Linked DNA regions of Homo sapiens: regions 1 and 3 are each linked to region 2. A link is a contact called in ENCODE Hi-C or POLR2A ChIA-PET data. All regions are on one chromosome and are shown on one strand. The core of a region is the stretch at or near the end of the contact, and the rest is flanking DNA. Distances in the headings are between cores, read along the strand shown.

Evidence for each region. Hi-C counts contacts between places; a loop is a spot of excess contacts on that map. ChIA-PET counts read pairs that join two places held with the same protein, here RNA polymerase II (POLR2A). Pooled maps may share reads with other maps.
Region 1: a pooled map shows a loop between it and region 2 (3-fold over the local background). The contact joins the promoter of WNT3A here to the enhancer-like site in region 2. A Hi-C loop is called at or near these places in 1 of 168 maps with a recorded cell type or tissue (PC-9) and 9 of 50 pooled maps. POLR2A ChIA-PET finds 5 or more read pairs at or near these places in 2 of 52 experiments (AG04450 and MCF 10A).
Region 3: a loop to region 2 is called in a map with no recorded cell type, with 8 times the contacts of the local background. The contact joins two enhancer-like sites. A Hi-C loop is called at or near these places in 1 of 37 single-sample maps with no recorded cell type and 8 of 50 pooled maps. POLR2A ChIA-PET finds 5 or more read pairs at or near these places in 2 of 52 experiments (MCF 10A and activated CD4-positive, alpha-beta T cell).

Annotation. Positions count from the first base shown.
Region 1 is chr1:228,005,633-228,008,514 of GRCh38, reverse strand. WNT3A (Wnt family member 3A) reads right to left here and starts at 1,517. Exons shown (of 4, transcript NM_033131.4): 1 at 1,316-1,517. The coding sequence starts at 1,386.
Region 2 is chr1:227,761,281-227,763,994 of GRCh38, reverse strand. All of the region lies in intron 3 of SNAP47 (synaptosome associated protein 47), which reads right to left. Among named protein-coding and RNA genes, the nearest start is that of SNAP47, 27 kb to the right of the region's middle. RefSeq lists enhancers at 1,034-1,123, 1,444-1,593, 1,777-2,527. Within about 2 kb of position 1,399, at least 14 of the 41 ENCODE cell types and tissues checked have a DNase peak (open chromatin) inside an H3K27ac peak, as active enhancers do.
Region 3 is chr1:227,909,446-227,912,256 of GRCh38, reverse strand. No RefSeq gene overlaps it. Among named protein-coding and RNA genes, the nearest start is that of MIR5008, 31 kb to the left of the region's middle. Within about 2 kb of position 1,527, at least 2 of the 41 ENCODE cell types and tissues checked have a DNase peak (open chromatin) inside an H3K27ac peak, as active enhancers do.

The sequences.
Region 1 (2,882 bases), core at 268-2,767, 240 kb before region 2:
CCGAAGCGCGTCCCCGCGGCCTCGTGGCCTCTTCCAGGCCCTTCAGCTGCCTAGGGCTGCCCCTTCCCCTCCCCGCTGCTCCTGGCCCGGCGCCCCTACCGCGGGAGCCCCCGCTCCTGAACCATCTCGAAGAGAAAAATTATTATCGGATTAGATGTACCTCGGCTCGCTGGGTCTCCCCCCTTCCCCTCGGCGTAATTATTATAATTCCAGGCTGCCGTCGGAGAAGGATGGGGGGGAGTGTGCATGCTTGTGGGGAGGCTTCTCTCCAACTGTGGGTCCTACCAGCGCTGCGCCCGGCCCTGCGCGCCCACATTCCTCCCACTTGTGTTCCTCAATCTTGGGCATCTCAGAGCGCCCTTAATTCGGAACTGGGGTGATCCTTGCTTGGTGAGGGCTCTGAGGGATCACAAGCCCTGGCGAAAGTGTGGCCACCGTTCCCCCTCCCACAGGATATGTGCAGTGGAGGTGGGAGGCCTGAGAGAGACCTTTCGGGACCCTTCCTTTGGTTTATCTGCACTTCCATCGCCAGGCTGGGGAGGGTCTCACGGAACGCGCCTTTTCTGGTGTGGAGGGCGCAGCACAGCGCTTTCTGATTGAGGGTCCTGGAGCCCCTCACACCCCGTGCTTAACTCACCCTTAACTCTCTCTACAGCAGCCCCTCATTGCCAGGTGGACCCATGCGGAGGGCTCGCAGAGAGGGCCCCTGGAAACCCCCGTGCCCGGACTGCGGCGGGGAGGCGCGCGGGGCCCAGGGCCGGCCCCCAGTGCGCCCCGCCGCCGGCTCTGCGCCACTCCCCGCCGGGTCCCAGCTTTCTTTACGTAACCACGCTGCTCCGAGCTGTTCAGTCTTGTCTCATCGACTTTGTTTTAAAACGTGTGTGTGTGTTTGTGTGTAAGATACGGTTTTTGAGGAAAGTCTCCGGCGAATTCTCTCTCGCTGGCCCTCTTCCCTCGCCTGTCCCCTGGCCTCGAGCTGCCTGTCCCCTCGGTGACCGTGCGTGCCGACCTTCTTTCAGCCTCTCCCCAGCCCACTGCTCGCCCTGTCCGACGCCAGGGGCAGCTAGGACCTCCGCAACCTCCCCTACTCCCCCGCTCGGGAATCAATGTCTCCGGAAACTCCGCCACCCACGCGTCCCAGCGGCCTGAACAGGTCCAAAGTGGCCGTCAAGGAAAACCAACCGCCCGCGGCCCGCACGCGGGGCTGGAGCAGAAGGGCGCGGGCTCGGGCCACCGCGGGGTCCCTGCCCGAGGGGACCGTCTGCTGCGGGCGCGGCGCACAGGGGCAGGGGCGAACGCGAGGAGGCTCACTCACCACCAGATCGGGTAGCTGCCCAGAGCCTGCTTCAGGCTGCAGAGGAGTAAGAAGTATCCGAGTGGGGCCATCGCCGCGCGAGAGGGCGCGGAGGGCCGGGAGTCCGCCCCGAGAGCGTGAGCGCCGGGGGGGGCCGGGCCCTGGGAGCTGGCGCGGCGGCGTCGCTGGGCCCTCCTGCGGCCGCGGGTGCGCGGGTGTGCGCGGGCTCCGAGGGCGGCGCTGCGCCAGGTGGGCCGGCGGCCGGGCTGCGGGCCGAGGCCCGGGGCGGCGCGGGGCGGCGGGGGCGGGGCAGCGCCGCGGGGGGCGCCCGCCGGGGCCGGGGCCCGGGCGGGGCAGGCAGGGGCAGGCGGGGCCACGGGAGCCCGAACCGCGGCGGCGGCGTTGGCCCCCGCCTGCTGCCGTGGGTGTCGGTGTGTCTGAGGACGTGCTGGTGTGCGGGCCCCCAGGTGTGCGCGGCGCGCTGGGGTGCGCCAGATGGGCAGGCGGCCGGCCCGGGGCCGCGCGATCCGCAGGCGCCCTCCTGGAGCTCCCGGGCCGCGTCCTGGGTTTCCAGCCCCGCGCGCCCTGCGCTCACGGTGGGACCCGCAGTCCCCCTCTCGCTCCTGGTCTGTGGCGAGCTCCGTCTCTTGCCCCCGAGGTGGCTGGGCTAGGGCTCCCCTTCATCCATCAACCTTCTCGGGGCGGGGGTTTGGGGAGGGAGCGGACGGTTGTCGGGTGCACGTCCTTTGGCCCCGTCTGCCTGCGGCCGGACTCCTTCCGCTGAGACCAGAGCTGCCTGCGCCTTCGGCGGATAGAAAGGGTCCGGGATGGGTGCAGCCTGCAATGGGGACAGCGGCCAGGTGGACCTCCAAGGTGCAGCCACGCGTCTGTGGGTCACAGCTGGGGACGAGTGGGACTCTCTCTGTGGCGCAGGGATTGACCCCTCCATTTTTCTCCCCATCACTCCACCAGGGAAGAGAACAGTGGAAGCCCCTGACGCGATGGGACGGTGGGGAAGCGCAGTGCTGCCCCCAGGTTCTGGGACCACCAACCTCCAGGTCTGCCCAGAGCTATGCAGCCTGTTCCGACAGAGGGATTTCTGACTGTTTAGTTAAGCTTTAGGAGTTTGCTGATGGAGAGGGGAAGACCTGAGAGGGAAAGTGACTTGCCCAAGGTCACCCAGTGACCAGTCAACTCTCCAGCTCCCAGTCATTTGCATATCCATGTGTTGCCCCGGGAGCCGCCTGGGGAGATTGTAATTTGCAGAGGGGAAGTGTCCCCAGCCTCCCCCGGGGGACCTGATAACTGGGATGGTTAAGAGGCACTCTCCCATCGCGGCTGGTCCTCCTGCAGTCACACTGTGACCTAAGCTCAGCAGGAATCTTGGTTACCGCGTTGGAATTGAGGAAGGAGGCTCCGGGAGCTTCTGAGAGCTCCAAGCAACTCCAGACTCATCCGTGGTGTGTTCTCTGGGGATACTGCACTGCCCAGCCTGTGGGCTAGGCCTCCTGTGCGGCTGCAGAGTTGCGGGAGGGAGGTGCATGGAGAGGCAGGGATGGGCATGTGGCCGCTTCTGTGCAGCTTCTCA
Region 2 (2,714 bases), core at 150-2,649:
GGCTGCAGAATGTCTTGGTCATCTGGAAAGAGAGTGCCCTGAGGCCACAGGCCCCTGTGCAAGACACAGCTCTGTCTTCACTGCCAGTGCTGAGGAGGGGCTGCCTGCACCTGCCTGGGAGCGGGGACCTGGGCCACCAGCCTGTCTGTCTCCAGCAAGCCCCTTCCCTCAGCCCTGGCCTCCAACACTCACCTGTCACCCAGGAAAGGCCTCTGCTGGGCCTAGTGGGCCTGTGAAGCTAGCGCACAGGTAAGGACAGCGTAGGGAGCTGAATGGAGGAGACAGCAGCTTGTGTGCTCCATCTCCCACTCAACCAATACGCACGCGCAGGTGGGGGCTGAGCGGCATCCTCTGATAGGCTCCAGGCCAGCTGATGCAGTACCCCCAGGCTCCCCAGTCAGCCCAACCCGAGCCCGCGGTGCCACAGCAGGCTCCTGGGTGCTTCAGCTCCAGTGGGAACTTCCCTGCCTCAAAAGACGCCTGGCACTAACGAACTGCAGAGACAACCTCAGCCACCCCAATGCTCTGGTCCTTTACTAACTGCCCACTGCATCCGCCTGCCTCCTGCCCTGTCCTGCTGCTGGTGCTGCTGTGCAGACAGACACACGGCCCGGGGAAGCAGAGGTACAGGCAAGGCTGTCATCAGGGAGCTGGAAGCCCAGGCAGGCCTTACCCCCAAGACAGGCAGTGAGTGACAAAGAAAAATCTCAGTGATCAAACAGCCTTCAAATACGCTGTGCACAGCAGGGTAGAGGCTCACGCCTGAAATCCCAGCACTCTGGGAGGCTGAGGTGAGAGGATCACTTGAGCCCAGGAGTTCAAGACCAGCCTAGGCAACACGGCAAGACCCCATAATTAAAAAAAAAAAAAATTAGCTGGGCATGGTGATATGTGCCTATAGTCCCAGCTACTTGAGAGGCCAAGGCAGGAGGATGTCTTGGGCCCAGGAGATTGAAGTTACAGTGAGCTATGATTGCACCTCTGCACTCCAGCCTGGATGACAGGGCAAGGCCCTGTCTCTAAAAGAAAAAAATAAATAAAAAGAAAAAGAAAATACTGTGCATGTCCCTTGGTAGGATGTGTGGGAAGGAAACCTCACCCTGTGGCCTTCCTCCCAAACCACAGCCCAGGCCGACTGCAAGAAAATCTGAGACAGAGGCTGCTGTGCAAGCCCTGGCCCAGCCTCCAGAAGGCTGTCAGAAGCCACAGGGCCCAGAGACATGTGAGGAGGGTGATTGTGCGGTCCTGGGTGCTCCTCAACGCAAGGACGAGTGTCTAGAATAAAATAAAACGTGCACTTGGCACGCAGCCCTGCAGAGGTCTCTGGAAAGGCTCCCCGCCCCGGGTGTCCCTCCCTGACAAGCGCCCATCCGGTGTCGCGAGGCTGCCACCCTGTGGCCACACGTGCACCAGCGCTCGTCCCAGAGGCAGGGATTTCTGAGACATCCGTCATGGTTTCCACCTCCAGGGAGCCCACAGTTTCCAGCTGAGAGCAGTAAACACAGGGAAGCTGGCACAGAGTCCCTGTGCCTACGCATGGACAACAGCAGCAGGCGGCAGGCAGAGGCAAGGCCTCAGAGCCACAAGTGCCCCACAGACTACTGAGCTCCCATCAAACGGGGCGCCGCCTTCTTGCTAACATAGCACCAGGCAGGGCACCACACGCTCCAACCCCTGCATGGAGCCTCTTCAAGAACACCCTCTGGAGGCACAGCTGCCCCCATGAGACCAGCACTTACCTGGACAGGCCAGGTTGCCCATGGGGGTGAAAGTGAGCACGGAAAGGTGGCACAACAGTCCCCCACAGGAGCAACAGTCCATCTCACACATGCAGCAGGTCCCTGTGGGACTGTGTGCTGTGTGTGCCACATGGCAAGATGGCTGCCCCAGGTACTCAAAACACCACGGGCCGGGTGCAGCTGTGCAAGTGAAAAGACGGTGCTCGCTGTGGCTACAACCCACACTCAGGTGACCTGAACTAAGGGGGCCCTCCTAGCCGAGCAGGGAGGGTGACGCCATCAGTCCTGAATCCTGAATGCACGTTGAGGCCCCCAGAAAAGGTGATAGCCCTCTGACCTCAAACGGCACAGATTGCAGGAACCCACTTACAAACACCAGCCTGCGGAACACAGGAGTGCTCGCCACCACGGTGCAGCCAGGTCGGCAACATGGCAGGGCCACTAAACACACTGAGTGCTTCTCTACTGGGACCCTGGAGAGCAGTCCTGAACTCCACAGAATGTCACAAACTTCCTGCCTGACGCCACACATACCCAGGGACCCCTCTTCAGTCCCCACACCACCAGTCCACAGCACGTCACATACCTCCTCCCTGAAGCCACGTGCAGGAGTACGCCTGTACCATTTACCTTGAATGTGGGTGAAGACCTCTGCTTCCTATGCTTCTGTAGCCTGTCTCCCACTAGGACACTCGGGTTCAGGCCTGCACTTTAGTGACAGCAGCTCATGGTGACCTTTGATCTCATCTTGATCAATGGATTTCATTACATTTCACACCACATGCTCCATTCCATAGGGGTCAATGCCTCTCTTTGCAACCCCTGACTTTAAGACATATACAGAAAGGTGGTAGGTTTTCTGTGATTCAACTACGTGCTGCATATCTAAGGTGTGCACCTTTCATTTTTAGGGTGTGTATTCAGCCCTGGGGCTCATGGGACTCAATCTATTATTATGTGTATTTCTTTCCGAAA
Region 3 (2,811 bases), core at 278-2,777, 150 kb before region 2:
AGGAAGGAAGGAAGGAGAAAAGAAAGAAAATCATCTGCTGGGCGCAGTGGCTCACGCCTGTAATCCCAGCACTTTGGGAGGCTGAGGCGGGTGGATCACCTGAGGTTGGGAGTTTGCGACCAGCCTGACCAACATGTAGAAACCCCATCTCTACTACAAATACAAAATTAGTCAGGCATGGTGGTGCATGCCTGTAATCCCAGCTACTTGGGAGGCTGAGGTAGGAGAATCACTTGAACCTGGGAGGTGGAGGTTGTGGTGAGCCGACATCATGCCATTGCACTCCAGCTTGGGCAACATGAGTGAAATCTGTCTAAAAAGAAAAAGAAGAAGAAAAAGAAAATCATCTATGAAAAAGGAACAATAAAACAAAAAAGTAAACTACTGAAAACAAAAATATGGCCAGTGAAGTAATTATTTTCAATAAAAATTGGAAATATAAAGCCCAAGAAATCTAGTGAGAAAAAAAATAGGTCAGCTTTTCTTTGGCTGTAGGAGAATCTATGGTGGGCACTTGACACCCTTTTGGACGATGAGATGTCATGATAAATTCCTACAGCGAGAAGGTCTCTTCTCCAGCAAGCAGGCAAAGCTTTGCTGAAAGCATGCCCATTTTGCTCAGCATATCTTTTCCCTTGCACCCATTTCCTGCATAGGACACAGGATGTGATGGTGGAGTCACCGCAACCGTCTTGAGATCATGAGTAAGGAAGCGACCCATTAAGGAAGACAGAGCAAAAATAGAAAAGGCTCCAGTGACCTCATGGTGCTCTCGCATGAACCCTAGTTTTGTTTTGTTTTGTTTTGTTTTTTGAGACAGGGTCTGACTCTGTCGCCCAGGCTGGAGTGCAGTGGTGAGAGCTCGGCTCACTGCAGCCTCAACCTCCTAGGTTCAAGCTATTCTCCCACCTCAGCCTCCCGAGTAGCTGGGACCATAGGCGCCAGCTTTATATGAGTTTTATAAAGACAGCAGGTGCCACCATGCCCAGCTTATTTTTGTATTTTTGGTAGAGACTGGGTCGTACCACGTTACCCAGGCTGATCTCAAACACCTGGGCTCAAGTGAGCCTCCCATCTGAACCTCCCAAAGTGCTGGGATTACAGGCATGAGCCACCACGCCAGGCCAAATCCTAGCTTTTGTTGTGTGTGAGATTTAAAACAAATGAAAGTGTGTTTGTTTAAGCTAGAGTTGGCTGTTTTCTGTCATCTGCCACCCAAGTCATTCCTAACTGATGTGCACATCAAGCCTGGAGTATCAGGCCTGCGGCAGGGATGCTGGGCTGAAATGCAGCGGCCCCTTGCAAACTCGTAGCAAGGGTCATTTGCAACCTAGAAGTCCACGCCTAGCCAAGCTTGCTTTTAAAAAACTAGAATAAAGACAGTTTCAGGCAGGCAAATTCCAGCAAAGTTCACCACCCTCACATCTCTTCCAGTCAACGATTTGAGGGTGTGCTTGGGCACAAACCGAGGAGAGGAATTCTGGAGGTCCCAAGGAGCAGCTCCCCTGGGTGGTGAGGAAGGGAATCAGGCGGCAGCTGCAGCAGGGCTGGCCCTGCAGCCAGGGCAGGGAGGCAGAGAGGCAGGGATAGCCATGGCCTGACAGCCAGCCTGTGTGAGTCTCTGTGCAAAACAAAACAAAACAAAGCAGGTCCTTGTGTTAAGATAAAAATAAAGACCTCGACATGGAGACATCTAGGGAGGAGGCTGGGCTGAGGGGAGCCCACTTACCATCCTCCGAGGCCTGAACCCTGGAGGAACAGAGCAGAAACCTCTCAGCGTCACAGTCTCCCACCGCAATGATGCCTGGGGCTGGGGCTGCCTGCAGCACGGGCTGAAAGGCTTCTGTCTCAGCTCCTATCCTCCCATTTATTTTAATGGAAGAAGCTTTTTTTTACCCCCAAGACGGAGTCTTGCTCTGTCACCCAGGCTGGAGTGCAGTGGTGTGATCTTGGCTCACTGCAACCTCCACCTTCCGGGTTGAAGCAATTCTCTTGCCCCAGCCTGCCGAGTAGCTGAGATTACAGGCACCCACCACCACGCCCGACTAGTTTTTATATTTTTAGTAGAGGCGGAGTTTCACTGTGTTGGCCAGGCTGGCCTTGAACTCCTGACCTCGTGATCCACCCGCCTTGGCCTCCCAAAGTGCTAGGATTACAGGCATGAGCCACCGCCCCCAGCCAGAAGAAGGATTGTTTAACAACACATATCTGACATGTTAAAGATTTACCTCAGGGTCCCTCAGTGATCTTTCCAGATAATCTCCTCACTTGCCTGCCTTCCCTCCCTCCTTCCTTCCTCCTCCCTCCCCTCCTCCCTTCATTCCTTCCCTCCTTTCTCCCCTCCTTCCTCCCCTTCTTCCTTCCCTCCTCCCTCCCCTCCTGCCTCCTCCTCCCCTCCTTCCTTCCCTCCTTCCTTCCTTCCTCCCCTCTTCCTCCCCTCCTTCCCTCCTCCCTCCCCTCCTGCCTCCTCCCTCCCCTCCTCCCTTCCTTCCTTTCTCCCCTTTCCTCCCCTCCTTCCTTCCCTCCTCCCCTCCTTCCTTCCCTCCTCCCCTCCTTCCTCCCTTACCTCTTCCCCTCCTTCCTTCCCTCCTTCCTCCCTTACTCCCTCCCCTCCTTCCTCCCCTCCTTCCCTCCTCCCTCCCCTCCTTCCCTCCTTCCTCCCCTCCTCCCTTCCTTCTTCCCTTCTCCCTCCCCTCCTCACTCCCTCCTCTCCCTTCTTTCTTCTTTCTCTTTTTTCGTTCTTGTTTTCTTTTTCCTTCCCTCCCTTCCTTCTTTTTTTTCATTTTTCCTTTCATATTTTCTTTTTCTCCA